Linked DNA regions of Homo sapiens: region 2 is linked to region 1. A link is an interaction called in ENCODE POLR2A ChIA-PET data of the cell type or tissue named here. Cell type or tissue: MCF 10A. All regions are shown on one strand. Links, peaks and the distances in the headings refer to the core of each region. The heading gives the core; the rest is flanking DNA.

What was found. ChIA-PET counts read pairs that join two places held together with the same protein. Peaks named below come from ENCODE experiments on the same cell type or tissue, not always from the same donor. Only the 100,000 strongest peaks of a DNase experiment are listed, where the experiment ranks them.
Region 2: POLR2A ChIA-PET joins it to region 1 with 6 read pairs; 3 of 35 experiments call an interaction of 5 or more read pairs at or near these places.

What each region holds. Positions count from the first base shown.
Region 1 is chr9:110,179,875-110,182,793 of GRCh38, reverse strand. No RefSeq gene overlaps it. Among named protein-coding and RNA genes, the nearest start is that of C9orf152, 27 kb to the left of the region's middle. In MCF 10A, for the core only: no CTCF peak of the experiment used is centred there; a DNase peak (open chromatin) is centred at 1,763.
Region 2 is chr9:110,425,711-110,428,629 of GRCh38, reverse strand. SVEP1 (sushi, von Willebrand factor type A, EGF and pentraxin domain containing 1) reads left to right here. Exons shown (of 48, transcript NM_153366.4): 36 at 872-1,039. Among named protein-coding and RNA genes, the nearest start is that of TXNDC8, 89 kb to the right of the region's middle. In MCF 10A, for the core only: CTCF peaks have their summits at 943 and 2,390 (motif pointing right); no DNase peak of the experiment used is centred there.

The DNA.
Region 1 (2,919 bases), core at 283-2,782:
TTCATAGAACTTGACATAGTAGGCACTCAAATAAGTATTCCTAAATGTAGGAATTTAGAAGGAATGAACTCTAAGCACATCTGTATCAACCTCTCACCAAACACTTTGCATATGACATATGGCTTAATTCTCACGGCAACTTTGTAAGTCAGAAATCTGATCTAAAATAAGCAAACTGTCAACAATTCCACAGAAAACGCATCAGGCCCCTAATTTGTGTTCCCTGCCTGATCCCAAAGGTTGAACCCTTGTGAGAAAAGACATCAACCCTCTAGCAGGGGCAGACAAATTAAAGTCTGGGATCCAAATCTGGCCTGCCACTTGCTTTTGTACATCCTGAAGGGATTTTACTTTTTGTTGTAGTTGTTGTTTTGTTTTTGTTTTTTTTTTTCTGAGACAGAGTCTCATTCTGTTGCCCAGGCTGGAGTGCAGTGGTTTGATCTCGGCTCACTGCAACCTCCACCTCCCAGGTTCAAGCAATTCTCCTGCCTCAGTCTCCTGAGTAGCTGGGATTACAGGTGCCCTCCAACACGCCTGGCTAATTTTTGTATTTTCAGTATAAATGGGGTTTCACCTTGTTGTGAGGCTGGTCTCGAATTCCTGACCTCAGGTGATCTGCCTGCCTCGGCCTCCCAAAGTGCTGGGATTACAGGTGTGAGCCACCGCACCCAGCCCGATTTTACATTTTTTAATGGTTGACAGAGATCAAAGAAAAATATTTTGTGACATGTGAAAATTATATAAAATGAAAATTTTTATGTTCATAAATACAGTTTTACTGGAACGCAGCCACACTAGTTCATTTCCATGTTGTTTATGGCCACTTACAGGTGACAGTGGCAGAACTGGGTGGCTCTATGACCCACAAAGGCTAAAATATTCACTATCTGACCCTTTACTAAAAAGCTTTGCAAAAAAAAAAAAAAATTAGAATGAACCCAGCTGGTCACATACACACCTGCTCTGTGTTGTTCCTAACCAGTTTTGGGTCAAAAGATATAGAGATTTGAAAACACCTTTGCAAAGATTATGACAGTGAGAGAAATCTAGCATGGCTGGCTCCATCTTGCCCCTAACCTCACAGGCTAGCTGTTATCACTCATTCCTGGGTGTAGGCCAACCTAACCATGGGAAGAATTTATTTTATAGTTTAAAACAAGGATGATAATAGCCCTTCCCTAAACTAAACCACCTTTGTAAAACTAATGAAAGGCCACAAGATTAGGATTACAAGAGGGGCCTGAATTCTGCTAAGATATAGGTGTAGTTAAATGGTAACCAGCGGCTAGGTCCAGGGTCCGGTTCCAGCCCATGCTGAGGTCCGAAGGGAGTGGGTGGATAAATGGCAGATAGCTGAAAGAACATTTGGGGGGCCGTAGGTAGGTGAAATACAGCAGCTCTCTTACACTGTCTCATCAGCAGCTCTCTTACACTGTCTGCTCTGTCTTGGCTGCTTGCTCTGGCAGCTCCCATGCACGGCTGCATGGCCAGCTCGCCCTTCAGGGTCAGCAGCTTAACTCTTTCTCTCTCTGGGCACGAGCAAGCTGAGCGGTGTCCTGGCTCCCCTCTGTCTATCTGCAAAGTCAGCTTTGACTCTTTCTCTTTCTTAGGGTGTGAGCATCTGTACAGTGTCAGCAGGGCAGTTATACCTTTTACAGACAATAGTGGCATAGAGCCAAGTGATGGCCTTCCCATATTATGGCTACATAGCTGTGTTTACATTATAACAAGCAGAGTTACACACCTGCACTACAAACTCGCTGAGTCATACAGGATATAAACATCCTACCTTGGCCTATCCTTGACCAAAGCACATTCATTAACTTACACCAGCCATTGTTCTGGAGGCTACAGGATCTGTAACTTCTCCGATCACTCCCATAAGTAACATCACTATTGTAGAACCTAAGATTGGTCTTTGAGATGTTTTTCAGAGTTTTGCATTTCTGGCAACCAACTGACTCTGTCTGGATCCATGTGACTTGTGACTCAACAGTTACTGTGGCCCCTGGCCAGAGGTGAACTCAGTGCACAAGGACCATTTTCCACATCCCTATGATTTCATCCCCAACCAGTCAACATTCCCCATTTCCTAGCCCCCTGCCCACCAAACTATCCTTGAAAAACCCAAGCCTTTGGGGAGACTGATTTGAGTAATAACTCTGTCTGCTGCATGGCCAGCCTTGCATTAATTACACTCTTTACTGCAATACCATGGTCTCAGCAAGATGGTTTTTTCTCTGCAGTGGGCAGGAAGAATGTGTTAAGCAATTGCAGATGCTACAAAGACACTTAGAATTGTCACTAGGGGTTTTCTTATGCATCCTAGCTCCCTTACTTTTTTTTTTTTTTTTTGAGACAGTCTCATTCTGTCACCCAGGCTGGAGTGCAATGGCATGATCTCAGCTCACAGCAAACTCCACCTCCTTGTTTCAAGTGATTCTCCTGCCTCAGCCTCCTGAGTAGCTGGGATTATAGGCCCCCACTACTATACCCAGCTAGGCTGGTCTTGAACTCCTGTCCTCAAGTGATCCACCCACTTCGGCCTCCCAAAGTGTTTGGATTACAGGTGTGACCCATGGCACCTGGCCCCTTACTACCTTTAGAGAGATGATAGGCTCCAGGTGTAATAAGCTCAAGCTCTTCCCCAAACCACATTCTCAGTATAAAGAGAAATTGTGTTGTTCTCAACACAATACAGAGGAGAGGTGACTATAGTCTCTTGTTCGAGCTTCAACACAAAGTTAAAATGTCTTTGCCTCACTGATAATTCTTTTCAGTTCTGTGGTTAAGAACTCTGACTTTGGTAAGACTGCCTAGATACGGATGACTTTATGCGAGTCATCACTTCAACTATTTGTGCTTCAGTTTCTTAAAAGTGAAAAGGGAGGAATAACATGACTTAGCATATAGTTGTAA
Region 2 (2,919 bases), core at 144-2,643, 250 kb before region 1:
AGTTCAATTGCTGTAAGCATTCAGACTTTAAACATGAAAGCAAAAATAGTTTATGAAGCATAAACAGAATACCCGATAAATGCTTTTGTGATGGATTTCTTTATAAACAGCTTACCAAACGTACTCAACATTGCATGGAATGTTATGAAAAAGCATGTCAAGATAAGGGGCTAGGTTCTTAACACTGTAGGAGATTAATGGTGTGTGTGTGTGTGTGTGTGTGTGTGTGTTTAAACAGAGGGGACAGTGGAGAAAGTCAGACTGTGATCAGAAACATGATCAACAGGATCTGAAGTGGAACAGATCGAGTGAAGAGAAAGTGGAGTGAATTAAAGCATGCTATCAGAATCAAGTTGAGAAGAAAGGCAGATAAGCCATGGCATAGGGATGTGAGGTTTAAGTCAAAGGAAGACCAGAGGTCAGAGTCAGGGGCAGCATGGTTCAAATGCCCAGGCTCATGGCCTGGACAGTTCCCTTTGACCTTAGTTGCCCTGATTTCCTGGCTACTTAGGTGAGTGTCTTTCTTCCTGCTGGATTCTAACCAGTCTAATGAACCCCTTCTCATCCAAGTAATCTGCTCTTCACAGGTCTGGAGTGCCTTACACCACTGCCCATAAGCAGATTCAATATTTTACTATGCACCAAGTGATTACTGTTGTTATATTGTTTTCACCCATTCATTGTTTCAAATGGTGTATAGCTTGTTTAGATTTCTCTTGCTTTCATATAAAGCAATCTAATATGAAGAAATGCTATTTTTGTGTACTCAAATTCCTCAAATGTCCCTTATTTTCTCCAGAGTTCTTCCTGTTTTATCTCCATAGCAGCAAATCCATAGCCAATGAAAGAGTAACATCATTCTTTCCCGCAGCTTACAGGGCCCTTCCATTATTGAATGCACGGCTTCTGGCATCTGGGACAGAGCGCCACCTGCCTGTCACCTCGTCTTCTGTGGAGAACCACCTGCCATCAAAGATGCTGTCATTACGGGGAATAACTTCACTTTCAGGAACACCGTCACTTACACTTGCAAAGAAGGGTGAGTAGGGCCTGTGAAGGAAAGGATCATTGAGAGCCAAGGAAGTGGATGCTCCTGACTGCAGAGATGGGCTCCATTGGACACGAAATTTAATTTCCTGGCAGCCAAAGACAAAGAGAGCCTTATGCTTTTATTTCCTACCTGCAGAGACGGAGTATATTCTCCTGTGGAAATAATATTTTCCTGGAATTTGAGTAGTATATCAAATTAGACCCTCAATAATGGACATTGGGCAATGCAGTGAAAAAATATCTTCATATTATACTTTTTTTTTTTTTTTTTTTTTTTGAGACAGAGTCTTGCTCTATCACCTTGCCCAGGCTGGAGTGCATTGGTATGAACTTGGCTTACTGCAATCTCCACCTCCCAGGTGCAAGCAATTCTCATGCCTCAGCCTCCCAAGTAGCTGGGACTACAGGCGCCTGCCACCACACCCGGCTACTTTTTGTATTTTTAGTAGAGACAGGGTTTCACCATGTTGCCCAGGCTAGTCTTGAACTCCTGACCTCAGGTGATCCACTTGCCTCAGCCTGAGATTACAGACATGAGCCACTGCACCCAGCCTTATATTGTACTACTAAGATGCAAAAAGTACCTTTAAGTGAGCGTTCGTGTATTTATATTCTGCAAAACCAAAGGCAAGACTTAAGTCATAACATAAAGATGACATATCTACAGGGAGGAAAAAAGATAATAAAGTTCAGGTTTTTACATTTCTAAGGATCTTATTTAATTCAGAGATCACCTCTGGAAACCAGGTAACAAATTACGAAGGGCTTTCAGACTCATTGTCTCATTTGATCTTAGCAAAAGCCCTGTGAGGGACAGTGAAGGGAAAGACTCCCTTTGGGATGATCAGTTTAGGGTCTCAATGCAACCAATAAAGTATGGAGGGGTGGCTAAATCTCAGGTCATCTGAGTTTCATTTCATTGCAATCATTGTTTTTTCTCTATGCATCCTCAATAAATATTTTCATCAATAGGGCTTTCACACTCCAGATTTACTACAGTTGTTCTTCACAAGCTGACACAGCAGAAAAGTTGCCATTTTCTGGATTTGTATCTCAACTCTGTTGTTCACTAACTGTGGGGCCTTAGGGAAATAGTGTGACCGCTCTGCCTTGATGGTCCTCCTGCATAAAATGAGTTCATACTTATGGATATTGTGAGAAATAAAATGATATAATACATGGCCTAACCAGAAAAAAAAAATCAATGAACCCAACAAACTTAGCCATTATTATGATGATTGGTGCAGTTTCTGTATTTTCATGGAAGTTGGATTTTACTTCACAGGAGTAGAAAACCATTCCACTAATACATGACTGCCAGCAGGTGGCAACAATATTTTCTTGCGAAAAGATAATAAGAGTTAAAGACTTGCATAAATAACTGAAGCCCAAATCTTAACATCTTCTTAAGTGAACAAGGAATCTTTAATATTAAAATGTCAATGCAGGAATGGCTTTTGATTGTCCCATCTATCCCCTGTGGACTCACTCACATAAGAAACTACCCCTAATGAACTGATAGGACTATTTAAAATTAGTCATTTAAATGTTTGTGAAATCTTAGCAAATATACATGTTCCAAACAATATCTAGATATTGACTATTGCTGGGGCTTTTTCTGATTTAAAAAGTAATGCATGATCACCATATACAACTAGAAAACACAAAATCTATATTTAAAAGTCATCCATGATTTTATTACCCAAAGACAAATATTGGTAATATTTTACTTCATTTCTTCCTAGAATTTTGTCTTTGCATGTATATTTGAATATTAAAGATGATGCTACATGTACAGATTTATACCTTTTCCTCTTCACAAATCATACACATCCTCACAAATTGTTCACTTAGAAGATATAGTAAGAT